Regions from separate parts of the Mus musculus genome. Here region 2 is linked to region 1. Evidence: chromatin loops called from intact Hi-C (ENCODE). Cell type or tissue: gastrocnemius. All regions are shown on one strand.

Region 1 (8,000 bases):
AGGTCTAAACAGAGTGGTGCTATGGGACTGTATTGGGATATAATAGATTCTGTCTTTCCAAGCTGTGTTCAAAAAGCCAACTCATTTCAGGGAGCTTGCAGCCCATCATCTTCTTTAATTAGGGCCTTTTTGGGCTGAGGCAACATTAACTGTGCTATAAACATGGTGGTCAGCAACTAATGCCCTGGACCTAGTCCCGGCCGGCTGTGCAGAGTGGCCAGTCTGATGGCCTGGAGGCATTGCTGGCGGCTACCACTGCTCCTAGTATTTGGAAATGAAGGACCATAAATGGTGGCTGCCTTCCAATATGTAAATAAATAAATAGATAAATAAATAAATAAATAAATAAATAAATAAATGTAGAGGATGTTGACACTGGCCTCCCTGCCAGACACTAGCTAGCTTCAGACTTCATCTTTGAGGAGACGAAAGAGAGAAGGGTACTGAATAGGCTTTTGAGCAGTAGCCTCAGATCTGCTTGGAACCTCGCCTCATTTTGGAAATCTTTCAATTGGCTTTCTGGCCCTTGCTGGAAAGTGAAACCATTCTGTCAGACATGAGACTGTGTGAGCGTATTCACAATAATTATCAGCAATATCCTGAGATGGAGCCATTTGTAAGGATGAGCTGTTGTCAACAGATACTTCAGCTATGATTTGGAATTGTGGCTCAGCTCCTGGGAGAGTGTGTGCTCAGCCTGCAGGCTGCTTCCAGGCAGTTTAAGGTGCTGAACACACACACACACACACACACACACACACACACACACACACACAGAGACATTGACACACAGGGACACACAGACAGACACAGACAAACAGAAATAGACGCACTTAAACAGAGACAGACAGACAGACAGACAGACAGACACACATACTTACACAGGGAGACACAGTCACATATACAGACAGACACACACTCATAGACAGACAAACTCATACACAACACACACTCGCACGTAGACATGCACATTCACACACACACACACACTAAGACACACACAGACACACAGAGACACACAGAGACAAACACAGACACAGACACATACAGACACACACAGACAAACACAGACACACACACACTAATATAAAACACACACAGACACACACAGAGACACAGAGACACACACAGACACACACAGACAGACACAGACACACAGACACACACACACACACACACACACACACACACACACACACACACACCACTTTAGAAATACTCAACTCTGGGACTTGATCTTGTCAGTCCCCAGGTTCGCAGCCTTTTTATCCCTGTCTCTCTAATTCTGTGTCCAAGGTTTGAGTGAGTCAGGATGTGAAGAAGATGTGCCTGATGCTTCAGCTCTGCCTGTCTTTTCAGAAGAAATAAGTAAATACCTGTGGAATGAATGAATGAATGAATGAATGAATGAGCCTGAAGCTTCTTTTCTGGGACCCACAACCTGCTCGGTCTGAATTTTGAATTCCTCCAGAGCCATACTTGTAGGCTGCCTTCCTCAGGTTTCTTGCCACTTATGCACAGGCAGCTTCCTTTCTTCTCAGGACTTGAGTACCACCCTGAGTGAGTGCCACCCTCAGTATCACCCTAAGTGAGTGAGTGCCACCCTGAGTGAGTACCACCCTGAGTACCGCCCTAAGTGAGTGAGTGCCACCCTGAGTACCACCCTAAGTGAGTGAGTACCACCCTGAGTGAGTACCACCCTGAGTGAGTGCCACCCTCAGTATCACCCTAAGTGAGTGAGTGCCACCCTGAGTGAGTACCACCTTGAGTGAGTGCCACACTGAGGGCTTCCAGGTAGACACTGCTTTCCCTTGGCCCTTGTGTATTCATGGCTTGTTCTGGATCACGTGACTAATGCATGCTCCGGACTTTTTCTACCTTTATTTCACTGCCTTCTCGTTCCTCTCTCCCCTTTCCTTGAGAAATTTCAAGAAAGTTCAGTGCAAACAATTGAGAAACTCTAACAGAAACCCAGGGCAGAGAGGGCAAAGGGCTAAGGAGGAGGGGCCAAGCCCGGTGCCTTCTCTTGAGACCCAGTGGGAAGGGCAGTCTAGGGCAAAGCCTCCATGGAGTCTTAAAAGACCAGCATGCTTCCTTTTGACAGCTGACTTGCAAAGAGTTAACCCTTTGAGGAACCGTCCTGTATGATTTGGCTACTGCTTTGGCTACGGCATGAGTGTGAGGACCTGTATTAGGCTAACAAGCTATATGGTTTGCTACCAGTTTTGACCAGTTTAGATATCACCGTTTTCCCAGAATACTATCAAAGTACCTGAGCAACCCAACTTCCTACTACCGGTTTCGAGATGAGATATTCACACAAAGAGGGGAATTCTGTTTTCCCAGAAGGGCTCTTGTCAGAACTCAGGTTCCAAAGAACCGTGGATTAGGCATGGAAGTTTCCGTGGACCACTTTTGGTTTGGGGGTTGGTGTGGCCGCAAATGCCAGGCTGTTTCCCAGCATCTCCCCCCACTACAAAGCCTAGTTTCTTCCCCTTGGGTTCCTAATGTACTTTTGTTATTTATATCTTTAATTGGGTGAGAGTACCCAGAATTGTAAAAAAAAAAAAAAATCTGAATAAGTAAATAAATTTAAAAATTAAAAAACTCCTAGTTGGTGATGTCTGACTTCCTGTGTTCATGTTGTTGCGCTCTTGTTGCTGTGGGTTTTTGTTTTGCTTCTCGAATGTTGTTGTTTTCCAGGAAAGCTGTCGTTTATCGTGAGAACAGGAGCAGCCATGTGTTGATTTTTCTGGATTCCTTTTGGCTACTGTCCCAGTGCTAATGAAGGCCCTTCCAAAGTGCTAACGAGCTGGTGCCAAAATCAGTTATGCCGAAAACAATGGAGAAGCGTAGTGTGCAGACAGCATGTATACCCCCATATGCACACACGTGTGCATGTGCTCGCGCGCGCACACACACAGATTTAAGATAATATATTCGTGTGCAACTTCCTGTTTGTGCAAATTAGACATAGCTGTTCGTGCAAATATGGCGTGCACGTTGGAACTTCACAAAGGAGAATGTGAGGGTTCCTTTAATGAAAAGACTTATATTTGGCTGCCGAAATCATTCCTTGCTCATAGGAGGAACAAAGTTTCTAGATTTTTCTGGGCACAAATTTTCTAGCTGGGAAGCTAGTTAAAATGTACATTCACGAACTTAAACAGTTTAAGGTGTAATATCAATGTGACTATAGATTTTATTTTCCTGAGAGGAAGATCCTGCTATAAGAACCACCAGGCACTGTTTAGTTTAGGTTTGGCCCCCCTGGATGATTTTAGTAAAGTCACCAGCATTGATCTTTGAGCCCTTTTAAGGTGTTATTTTGTCGCTGGGGCTCTCTCTGGCTTCCATGGCTTCTTCTTGCCTTCCTCTCAGTGTGTAATTACTCTCGCCTCAATTTGTTTACACAGCTTGGAGATGGGGACAGAGTTCTCTGGTGACCGTGCAACTGCAGCAATCACCGTAAAGAGAAGCATTTAGACGCTATAAAACCTAAACGCCCGGCATGCACCATTACATAGCAGTTACTGAAATTTAGCAAATTAAATTAAATAATTTAAATAACTTGATTTCAGGGATTTAAAAATTCATCTCTGTGGAATCCAGTAGTCAGTTTATTATTATTATTGTTGTTCATCAAGTACAATTTATGTTTTTTAATGAATCAAAATCCCTCTTCGGCCGCCCAGTCCACAGTAGCTCTCGGCACCCTCGATTGAGTCGGTATCTTCGTGCGCCATCTTCCGGCAGCGTCTAGTACCACGGCCGCGAGGTATCAGCCCAACCCTGGGCTGCGGAGTTGGGGGAGTCGCCGCGACTGCCAGGGTGGCCAAGTCTCAGTCTCTGCAAAGATTCACGGTTAGGACAATGCTCGAAGCTATTGAGTAAACTGCTCCCGTGGGCTTTGTTATTGTGGGTCACCCTGAAGCACGGGGACAGCCCGGAGAGACTCTGACTGTGGAGGCTGGAGGCTTGTTTTCTGTCAGTGGACGCCTGCTCTCATTCCCCATCAACGACTAGATGTGACTGACCTGCCATTTGTCCCACATCACCGGGAAGCCAGCCGTCCCTCCACAACCCACGGCTTTTCTCTGCTCCACCAGGGCTCCGTTCCAAGGGGCCGTTGCACGTTTAGACGCACAGCCCAGATAAAAACCTGTTTTAAATATTTTATTTCCCTTTCTGAAACAGTCAAAGCCATGTGTTGTTGGGATAATGGAGAGCTGCGCCTTGTTTTTAAGACTATTTTTACACTTATGTTCAATCTAACGATAGTTTAACAAGTAAACAACCATCAGATGATACTGATCGGGGTTGAAGGAGGGAAATCCTTTCCTAAGCAGCCCTTGGCGCCTTGGTTTGACTTATCTCGTTTCGGTTAAGTGCCACCTACGTCTTTCCCCACGTACCCTGGTTTGTAATCCAGTGCACCCACCCACGTACAATGGCTAATAATCCAGGCACCCAGGAAAGGAATCCTCTACCCTCTCGTTGGACCTCTTTCCTGGCTTCTAGGCAGAAGGCAGTGTGGGGAGCTGAGCGCCTGATTGCTTTCCCATTTAACAACTGGCTTGTCCCCTCCCCCACTACAACGCTTCAGCGGAGCAACAGATGGTGTTGGGGGCTTTTTTTTTTTCCCTGAGTTTAAGATGGTTCATTTTGTGCTTTCTCGGGAGAACGATGAAGATTAACTCCACTCCATCGTGAGCTCTTGCAAAAGAGCAAAAGAGAAGATGTGATATCTTCTAAAAAACTCCCACTTCATCTTGCCCCTGTGTGGCCAGTGCGTTCTTTGTCATCTTCAAGTGGAAGTCTCTTCTCTCTTCTTAAAATTAAATCCCTTTCCTCGTCATATCCCCCTGCTTTCTTCTTTCCTAGGCACACACTTTCCATGTCTGCACAGAAAAGAAATGTCAGGAAAAGTTGTCAGACAATTTATAATTCTGTACATGTTAAGTTACGGATCTCTGGAGATTTTGAAGGCTGTTTTATTCTTTCGAGCAAAAGACAAAACTCAGTATCGGCAACAGCAACAGGGCTGGAGAGGCTGCTTAGCAGGCAAAGGCACTTATGCCCAAGCCCAAGACCCTGCGCTTGATTCCAGAGTACCACATGGTGGAAAGAAAAAACAGACTCCCCAAAGCTGTTCTCTGACCTTCCACACCTGCACGGCAATACTCAAGCACTTCCCACACCCCCACACCACACCCCCACATCACCCCTACCCCCACACCACACCACACCCCCACATCACCCCCACCCCCACACCACACCCCCACATCACCCCCACCCCCACACCACACCACACCCCCACACCACACCCCCACACAAGAGAGGGCTTGACTCAGACTTACACATTAAATAAATAACATTTAATAGAGAACAGAAATCACACAAAGGGAAATATTTAAGAAAATCAGATTAAGGCTGAGTGTGGCGGCTTATGCCTATAAACCCAGATATTGGGAAGCTGAGGCAGGAGGTTGGCTATGAGTTTAAAGTCCACCTGAGCTATGGAATGAGACCCCTTCCTCTCTCAAGAAAGAAACAAACAAATAATACAATACAAACTGGCATGATAACACATGTCTGCAAGCAATCCTAGAATGTGGGAAGTTGGTTTTATAGTGAGTTCAGTATTCACCTGACCTACACCCTTAGGAAGAAAGCAATAATCAGACCGAGGGCTGATGGCATTCCTCTGTTGTATTACATTGAAGTAGCAACCGCAGACATAAAATGAAGAGATGGTACTAGGTAGTCTTGTTCCCAATAATACAATTATTTACTTACTTAAGAATTTTTGAGAGAGGCTCATAATATAGCCCCAAGCTGGTCTTTAACTCACCACCCTTTGGCCTTAGTCCTCAGTGCTAGTGTTAAAGGAATGTGTCATCGAGATCAGCCTCCATCCTTAAAGGTCTGAGCACCTTCCTCTAGCTGCACAATGATGTAAAAAGGCAAAACGAAACAAAAGGAAACAACACAAGAATCTGTTAGACATCAAGGCTGAACTGCTTTTCCTCCATCTGCTAACTGAAGGCCAGTCCTTCTCAGCTCCTGGTGTTGTATGTAGCCCATGTCATTTAGTGTCATTACAGTGTCATTAGAGTGGCCTTGGTTCCACACTTGCCTTGAGAGGCATGCTCCTGCCTCGCACTTGCTCAGCCCTTGGGCTAATCCGGAAGCCTCATCCTGACCCTGCGTTCCTCCACAGTCCCTCGGTGTCGTGAGCTGCTAGTTCTAATCTTATGCAGTCATTTATTTGAGTTCTTTTTCTCTACTTGAAAGAGGAGGCAAAGAAACCTAGGCATAAACGAGCCCTTTCAGACTCCCTGTTTGTCTGTCTCTTTATGGAGAAACTCAGGAACAAAGTGACTTTGTGCTTTCTGAAACCAGAACACCTTCAGGAACATGTTACAAGCTAAATGGGATCCCCTGCCTCAATTCCCATGCTGAATTCCTCCTTGGTAGCTTGGAAGGAGACCTTATCTGAGACAGGGTCTTTATAGAGACGGATAGGCTAAAATGAGGTCATCAGAGCGCATTCCAACCCAGTCTGAATGGTGCCCTTGTAAGAAAGGGAAGTTTAGACATGTTTAGAGAGACAACTGCGTGGAGGCAGAGGGAGAAGATGGTTACCTACAAGCTAAGGAAAGTGGCCTCAAGAAATTCTCTTAGTGTTCTTAGAAGGAGACAACCCTGCTGCGGAGTTGATTTCAGGTTTTTGGCTTTTGGAAGGTGAGGCAGCAAGTTTCCATTGTGTAAGCCAAATGTGTTTGTTGCTGAGGCCAAAGCATCTTATAGAAAGAAAGATTTGTGTTGGCTCCCTGTCTCAGAGGGTTCCAGTTCACGGTGGCGGAGTCGGGTAGGATAGAGCAGTCCGGTGTGGTAGCTGCAGCATGTGACAGATGTTCCTCATATGACAGAGGATGAGGAAGCGGAGGAGGAGGCTGAAGGAAGGGATGACTTTCAGGGTTGGTCTCCAGTAGCTACTTTGCAGCTTCCCAAGACAGTACCAGGATAGTACCAGGATAGTGGGGGACACAGTACCAGGATAGTACCAGGATAGTGGGGGACACTGCAGAGTCAAAGCCGGGCTCCAGCTCGGCAGTTCCTAATGGTAGCCTTAGCAAACTAGTGCAGAGTAGGGGACAGCTTCTTGTGTGTTTGTTTATTTCTGAATTAAAAACAAAACAAAACAACAGCAATAAAAATCAAAACCCCAAAATCAAAACCCTTCTCCAGCAGGGAATTTTTGGTATGTTTTGGGAATTCCTCAACAGTGTGTTAAAAGAGGTTTTTCAGCCTGGTCCTGCCTAACTGAGCTATACAGTGTGCTACAACCATAACCGTGAGGCACTACTGCCATGTGCAAACCATTCCTGTAAATGGAAAGAAATGTCTTTTATAAAGCTTCACAGATCTGGACCCCTAAAGCGCTTTCCTGATAATCAACTAAAAACTTCAAGACCATCACGCTTTATGGGTTTCTCTCACAAACCATTAATGCACTTTGAATAGAGACACACCCCACCCCTGGACCTGTAAACCTAACCTCTGAGGCCACCCAGATGGAAGGCTCAGGTGAGAGCTTTGTGTGTGTGCACTTGAAAGGTGAGACCCCCTCGACAGATGCTCTCCACGGGCCTGCTGGCCCTCTTTTCATCAGTGCAGCTGTGTTCCCCAGGGAGCGCTTGGTCAAATGCTAATTCTTTGCTGGATGCCATGGCATTGGGTTGACTCCATATGGTGTTTGCAGGCATCCCAGAAAAACCCACCGCACTTCCTATCTGTAGACCACACTCAGCACAGCAGCAACAAGCTGGGTTTGTAGAAAAGGAGAAGCATACCTGCAGATTTTTAGCTTAGTTTAGGTTTCTCTATTTTATTTTTGTTTTTAGGTGTGTGTGTGTGTGTGTGTGTGTGTGTGTGTGTTTATGTGCATGCACACAGGTCACGTGGATCATGGTGCACATGTGACAGTTGGAAGA
Region 2 (8,000 bases), 89 kb before region 1:
TTAAAATACAACTCAGGACCACAGACCTAGGGATAGCACTGGCCCACATCAGTAGTTAATCAAGAAAATACTTTACAGACTTTGCCTACAGGCCGTGATGGAAGCATTTTCCCCATTGAGGTTCTCTCTTCCCAGATGACTCTAGCTTGTGACAAGTTGACAGGGACCTACCTGCACAGTGTGGATGCTAACATTTATTTAATCATTTTCCATTTGATGTGCTGTTAGTATACTTCCCAATCTGGGCAGCTCGTCACGAAACTTCTAGAAACAGGTTTTTGTGATTATAAGTTTTCATTTTTTTTTCCTTGAGTAAACTTTGAAGAAATAGGTTTTCTGAGTCACGTGGTAGAGCATGGTTAATTTCCTAACAGTTTTTCAACCTGGCTGTTGTTCTGTGAGGCATTCTCATGAATGATGGATGAGACTTCCATTCACTGCCTGTCCTCCTCGGTACCTGCTTGTCTGGTTTTTAAGTCTTTAGCCATCCTGATACTGTGTGTTTAGGAGGGGTGGGAAGTGGGTAGAGAGGTGAGTCATTGGTAGTTAAGTTTCATTGGTAAGTCTGTGGCTCAGCTCCTTTCTATTCTGTCAGAGAATGATGTCAGAAAATGATGGCATGCTGTACTATGAAGCCCTGGGGTTAGCTGACCTGGAAAGACAGTGTTCCTGGGTTTTGCTCCAGTTGTGTCAGCTGCCAGTTCCCGATTCTAAGGAGGAATGAAGTATCCACACTTTGGTCTTCCTTCTTGATTTTTTTGTGTTTTGCAAATTGTATCTTGGGCATTCTAAGTTTCTGGGCTAATATCCACTTATCAGTGAGTGCATATCAAGTGACTTCTTTTGTGATTAGGTTACCTCACTAAGGATGATATCCTCCAGATACATCCATTTGCCCAAAATTTCATGAATTCATTGTTTTAATAGCTGAGTAGTACTCCATTGTGTAAATGTACCACATTTTCTGTATCCATTCCTCTGTTGAGGGACATCTGGGTTCTTTCCAGCTTCTGGCTATTATAAATAAGGCTGCTATGAACATAGTGGAGCATGTGTCCTTATTACCAGTTGGAACATCTTCTGGGTAAATGCCCAGGAGAGGTATTGCTGAGTCTTCTGGTAGTACTATGTCCAATTTTCTGGGGAACTACCCCATTCCTGTTTTGATCCTTTTTCCCATCACTGCATCTGGCCACTGACCACATGCTAATAGTCAAATGTGTTATCTTTGGCCTGTATTCTGTCTTGAGGCTCAGATTCAAGCATTCATCTCCATCTTTAGAGCCTCAAGTTAGATACCATACTGTTTTTCTTTTGCTTCCTAATAAAATTATTATATTTTCCATGTCTCCAATCAACAGTTAGTTCTCATCTCACAGGTTCCATAGGTTTGGATAGGGCTGCATAAGGCCTTAGTTGGGTTATGTCTTCCTCTTGTCGTATTTGATTTGGGTGGGCCTGCACTTTCTAAGTCACTTGGGTAATTGGCAGAGTTGTTTCCTTATGACTATGGGACTTCAGCCTACAGAAGTCAATGTAAGATTCCAGAGGCTGATCTAGGTCCTCAAGGTTATCTCTAGTCCACCTAGCTAAGAGAGAGCCTAAATATCATTGTGCAATTACAAGAGGGACATGTTGTTACCTTTGCCATATTCCATTAGTTGGAAGCACTAGTCACAAGGTCTGTATGGGAATTAAAGGGGGCAGGGGAAGGAGGGGGAAGGGAGGATAGCCCACATCCGGCCAGAGTTCCTCCTATGCTCTGGGCAGGCAGACATGAGAGGGCTGCCAGACGCTTTCCACTCAGTCCCAGGTGGGCATTTAAGCCACTGACCCCACTCTATGGGGAGTGGACAAGGGACAGCCCCCGACTGGGGCCTTAGGGAGAGAGGGCTGAGGGAAAGAGGTTCCCACACAGGCAAGAGTAAGCACAGTGGGCCCTGATGAACAGAGATAGTCTATGGTTTTAGAGCTTTATTGTAGAAAGGCAGGGGTGAAGAGAAAAGGTGAAAAGAGAGCAAGAACAAGAGAGAGAGAATGAGAGAGAGAGAGAGAGAGAGAAAGAGAGAGAGAGAGAGAGAGAGAGGAGAGACCAGCCATGGCCAAGAGGAGAGAAGGGAAAAAGGGAGAGAGAGAGAAGAAAGGCTAGAGAGAAAGAGAGAGTAAGAGGGAGAGAGTGAGAGGAGAAGAGAGAGGAGAGTAAGGGGATTAAGAGCAAGAGAGTAAGAGAGTGAGGAGGGGCCAAACAGCCCTTCTCATGGTGTGCCGTTATCTTTACTGTTGCTAGGTAAGTGGGGAGGTCTAGCCTGAAGGTCAGAAACTTGGGACATTGCCTACTTGACTAAAAGCCATGCATCTCCTGTGGGGGCTGTGGGGGCGGTAACTTCGACAGGAGCCAGAGTTCTAGGAGACATGAGAGAATTCTTTCTGTCCCATGTAGGTGAATTATCACCACCAGGTCCTGGGGTTCAACATCTAGCCTCAACTGGAAACCAGGCTGTCAGTGCATAGCCCAGTGCCCCACAGGTCTGCCCACTCTCCATGCCAGAAGTTTAGTCCATGGTGTGAGCATCAAGAGGCAGGGAAATCAAGGACCAACCTGGTAATGCAGATATCAACAAGCTTCTTCAGCATACCTGTAGTGGGATTCCTTACCATCTAACCACTGTGTCTGTCTTCCACAGATCCCTGCCAGAGGAGGTGGTATTCAAAGCAAGGCCAAGAGCCAGTCTGGACTCCCTCCTCTGGTCAAGTTCATGTATCAGCAAACATCTAGGCCTGCTATTTTGTCTCTTCAATACCTCTTGATCCTTTTCTTCTCTTCACTTCGAGGCTGCAGCTGCCACCTGCATGGCCCCATTATTTTTCCCCCTTCTATCACTGGCCACAGCTACACTGTAAAAAGGAAGGTCTGATTACAATGCATCTTTATATTGCACTTGAAGCTTGTGTCTCCCAGGCCTTAGGAACCATCAGACCCTTTGCTCCTCAACTTTTATGTTCTTTGCCCTGTTTTCTGGAAACCATCTTTTGTTTTCTTTTGTTTACTAGGACAAAGCTCAGCTCTTCTTGGCCTTCCTTCTAGAGAACCCGCTCTCTCCGTTGCCTAGGTTAGCTCCCTGGTTTCTGCTCACAGCTCTCGGACCTTCATGTCAGGGACACTCGTGTACCCTGTTGTTCTTTCTCAATTGCATGCTCTTATTCTCTTCTGAGCTAGAAGCCCTGTGAGACAGGAGGGGGCATCTTCATGGCTAGCATGGGTTTCTCAGCACCATGAGCTCTCAAATAATTGGCAAGTGAAGAAAATGATAGATGGAGCCTTGGCTCTCAGTCCACCCTTAAAAATATCTCCAGCCTTCCCTCACAGCAACACACAGCACTTGCTCCTGCCGGGCTCCGTTCCAGTTGGCAGACCTTTATAAATCGAAAGTAATACGATAATAGAGGCACCTTTGTTTAGGGTAATATTTCTTTCCTATTATGGCCAGTCCAGTCCCAAGACATTTCCTGATGTACTCAAGTGACATCAGTGCCAGGATGTCACCTATTTCCTCTTATGCCATGTTTGTCCTTTTGCTGTGTCATTAGAGTTCTGTAAAAATAGCTGACCAACAGCAGTACATAGAGTCCCCTGTGCTGCCTGGGAACTGTCCACCCTATGGAGGTCCACAGCTGCTCCCGGACATTCCACGAGATGCATGCTCTCATCTTCTGGGAACAGAAGGGGCATTTGTTCCCTGAGCCCACTCTGGAGGGACAGCTGAGTCCCCAGTCCAGCCAGGTCAGCCTGTCCCTGAGCTTCAGGGTCTAGTTTCACACAACAAGTGATTGAGCTTAATTGACAGGTGTGAAGTATGTTCTTTCTAACCCCACTAGATTCACTTCTGCCTGTAGGGGTGAAACAAACTCACTTGGGAGCCCAATTAGCATATTGTGTGTGTGTGTGTGTGTGTGTGTGTGTAGAGAGAGAGAGAGAGAGAGAGAGAGAGAGAGAGAGAGAGAGAGAGAGAGAGAGAAAGACAGATGTGTTTCTGTGAGAAAGTGTTTGGAAAGAGTCTCAGATGCAGAGAGTCAGAAATGGAAACAGAATCTCCAAGGGGAGAGGGGAGGAGCAGAGAAATAGACAGAAGGCAGCAGGGGATGAGAGACGCAGAAAGCTTCGGCCGGAGAGATAGTCAGATAAGAGAGCTGGGAGCTTCTGCACATGGGCACCGCTGGTGGCCTTTTAGGTGGGTTAAGTGCACACAAATGGAAAATGGGGTAGGGTAGAATGTCAGTCCCATCTGGAGGACCATGTGTGAGGTAAGGACAAAATGAGCATCTGTATAGTTGTTAATGTATTCCCAGGGGCTGGCAGGGGCTGGGGGATTCTGGAAGGGAGAAGGACTAAGTCAGATGAGACTGGAAGGTTTGCGTTTCTGTGGCAGAAGACATCTGCCTCAGCCCTAGTCAGCTCTCTTGCACACACATGAGGCTGGGGGACATGCTAAAATGAACCTAATCGTGATGCTGGGGCTGGGATGCTCCAGAGAGGAGAACTAACTCTACATGGAGGAAAAGAATTCTCTGGGATGTTTTGAGGGGACCCTAGCATAGAGTGAACCAGAAAGTCCAGGCAACACTCAAATAAAGCCTTTTGGGACTGTCTACTGGCTTCTGAGTGGGGACAGGTGTCACATCTGCCCATTCCTTGTGCTTCATAGATTCTCATTGGATGGAAACATTATCACCTCCATTGTGGGGCTGGAGATATGATGCACAGAGAAGTTAAACAACTTCCAGAACACGGTGCCATTTATAAAAGACAGAAGTGGGCTTTGAGCCCAGAAGGTCCATACTCAGTCCTGATACCCAGTGTGTGCTCCTGTAAGCCACAACTGAGTTCTCAAAACAGCCTCGGTTCTATTTTTTTCTTTTTTAAATTCTTCTTGAGACAGTGTCTTACTATGTAGTCCTGGCTGTCCTGGAACTCGATCAATAGACCAGGCTCATCTGCAGCTCAGCAATCCTCCTGCCTCTGTTTCTCGAATGCTGATATTGCTCAGTTCTTTGATTATGTTCTTCCCAGGGAGGATAGAGGAGGCCATGGAAGATAACAGAAGAGCTTACCTCCTGTTCTGGCTCTGCCATTTCTAGTTCCAAGATTGTGAAGTTGACTGTCCGGGCTTCAGTCAGGAGCAATAAGCAAGTGTATGGATCCTGGCACCACACTATCTGCCCCTCCATGACTACCAGATGGCTGCCTTTGTCCTTTAGATGGGGTCAGCCACACATCCACTCATTCCTGGTAGAATGAGGCTTTTCCATGAGGCTGTGAGAGTGACATGGTTCATGTCTTTATCATGCCTGGCATGAAGTAAGCTGCCAATACATGTCACTTGTAGTTTTCATCTGTGAGATGATACCATTTTTATTTTACACAGCATCCTCTTTACATGTGCACAGGGGATATGTTCCAGAACCCTCCATGATACCCAAATCCTCTTACCTAAAAAGGGCAACATTTTTGCATATATGCTGTACTCCCTGCTTAACACATGGAGGTGACTTATAATAGTGAATACAATGTAAGTCTATGTAAACGGTTTTTTTGTTTTTTGTTTTCATAATGTATTATCTAGGGGATATGATAAGAACAGAAAGCCCGAGAGTTCACAACACCTACATTGACAGGCTGCAGAAAAGAGCCTTTGTCATCACTGCCATTAAAGGTGTGGGGCAGAGATAAGCTCATGTCGTGTCGAGGAAGGCAGACATTGACCTTACCAAGAGGGCACGGATGAAGAGGTGGAAGCCGTGACCACCATCATGCAGAATCATGACTTGGACAGGTTCTTGGGCAGGCAGAAGGATGTGAAGGATGGAATAGTACAGCCAGGTTATGGCCAACGGTCTAGACAACAAGTTGCGCAAGGACCTAGAGCTGCCAAAGAAGATGAGAACCCACAGTGGGCTGCACCACTTTTGAGGCCTTTGTGTCCGCAGTCAGCACAACAAGGCCACTGGCCACTGGGGCCATACTGTGGGTATATCCAAGAAGAAATGAGTCTCTGGGCCTTTGCTGATAATAGTTTGTATAACTATGGGGGAGGGAGACATTTTCAAGACAAGAAAACTTATGCTTTTTTTTTTTTTCAGACCAATAGTAATCAATTACATGAAGTGAGAACCTTGAACTTTTTATGGGCTCGGCATATAAAGGCACACACAAGGCAGTAGATTGTATGTTAAAGTCAGTTCTACATTTGAGGTATTTATATATGTCATTATCTTTCAGCATCAAAGTCTAATGTGTCACTATATACTATTCTAGAGTAAATGTATATGGCAAGGAAATTGTTCAGGAATGAAAAGGTGTGCCAACAGAACTCTTGGAAGCTTCATCTCATGACATTCGGAGCTCTTGCTTCTGCAATGTTTCACTGTGGTAAAAGGGAGATTAAAATCATTGCAAATCAAAGCGATTCTTTTCAGCCTCCAAAGTGAATGCCAGCTTGCCTTTTTTTCATTTCCCACACATTTGCATAGATCTGTCAACTGAACTGAGCAATCTTCTCAGGGTAATGCTGGATTCAAAGCTGCGAACACCCATGTACCACCAAATTGCTTTGCCCTGGCTTCTTCAGTTCATGTCTCCATGCCCTTCCCTTCACCCTCAGGAGCACACTCCTCCCTGAAGGTTTAGAGGGAGTTTAAGAAGATGGAGAAACTTAAACACAAAACAACACTGCCAGAGTTGTACTTCTGAGCCGTCACTGGCTGCATTCAGCCCCTTACTTTGCCCTGTATGTCTGAGGTTAAAAGCTTTTGGCCAATCCTTGGAGAAGTATGTTTTCCTAAGGACCTGGCTATCTCTTGAATGGGTCCAAGTATTCAAGTGTGCATTCTGCTGGGGTAAAGTATTCTTTTCCCTTTGGTGGTGTTAAAAAGCAAGATCTAAGTGGGGTAGTAATGGTGTGTGGCTTTAATCCTAGCTCTCAGGAGGCAGAGGCAGGCGGATCTCTGAGTTTGAGCCCACCCTCATCTACAGAGTGAGTCTCAGGACATCCAAAGCTACACAGAGAAACTCAATCTTGAAAAACAGACAAATAAACAATCAATAACAAAAAGCAGGGACTAGAGAGCGCCTAGCTGAGGCAGGATGGCACCCTACTGGCCAACACTGCTTATTTATTATTGTAACTGTCCTTTACAGATATTCGCATCGATGCGCAGTGGTTCGTGCACATCTGATTGGCTGCCAGCTGTCCTAAGCGATTGCCAGACATACTCAGGTTTGTTTGCAAGACACATCAGCTCTGCCTGCGTTTAGGCTGCTAACCACAACTGTCAAAGTCTACAAAAGAAACAAAACCTTCAGGCAAGCCGAATCTCGGTTCAGTGCATGTTTTGTTTTCTGCTATGTTTATTTCAAATTAATATCACAGATAGAGCCCACAGCTTAATAGCACATCTGCCTGAGGTTTGCATAGCAATTCACAATATGTTTTTATTTCTTTAATTATGGCTTAGAATCCTTTTGACACTCTCTCATGTAACAGGTGGTTTTTCTGACCATGATAAATGCTAAATGCTGTGGAGGGTAAGACTGTTAGGCGCTGGCTGTTTTCTTAGCTGTGGTTACACCTAGGCCCCGGGCAGCTTCTGACTTAGCAGCTTGCAATAGATTGGAATTCCTGGGGGACTTCACTTAACCCTTAGTTCCCTAAAACCTGTTTTCAATGCACCGTTGGGTGGGGCGTCTCATTATACCCAGCTGCTTGGCAGATGTACTTTTTGTATCCTGGAAGGTGGAAGTGGGGTTGAGGGTAGGTCAAAAAGTTAATATGTCAACGCTCTGAGGGTGATGGGAGGAGAAACTTGGTGATATTAAAGGTGATTTGAATTTAGATTTTTTGGAAGAATAAAAGCATTCTTTTATATATCTGCAATAGATGATAACAATTAAATAAGTCACACATGAATCACTGGAAGTGGAATGAGGGCAAAGACCTATTAGA

What was found. Hi-C counts contacts between places; a loop is a spot of excess contacts. Peaks named below come from ENCODE experiments on the same cell type or tissue, not always from the same donor. Only the 100,000 strongest peaks of a DNase experiment are listed, where the experiment ranks them.
Region 2: it touches region 1 in a loop (2.4-fold over the local background); 6 of 42 quality-filtered maps call a loop at or near these places.

Annotation. Positions count from the first base shown.
Region 1 is chr4:9,024,195-9,032,194 of GRCm38, forward strand. No RefSeq gene overlaps it. Among named protein-coding and RNA genes, the nearest start is that of Gm34428, 20 kb to the left of the region's middle. In gastrocnemius, a CTCF peak has its summit at 3,755 (motif pointing left); DNase peaks (open chromatin) are centred at 218, 490, 1,732, 2,375 and 7 more places; H3K4me3 peaks cover 2,101 bases; H3K27ac peaks cover 2,185 bases.
Region 2 is chr4:8,935,611-8,943,610 of GRCm38, forward strand. It overlaps the pseudogene Rps18-ps2. Among named protein-coding and RNA genes, the nearest start is that of Gm46842, 29 kb to the left of the region's middle. In gastrocnemius, no CTCF peak of the experiment used is centred here; a DNase peak (open chromatin) is centred at 3,396; H3K4me3 peaks cover 2,542 bases; H3K27ac peaks cover 5,607 bases.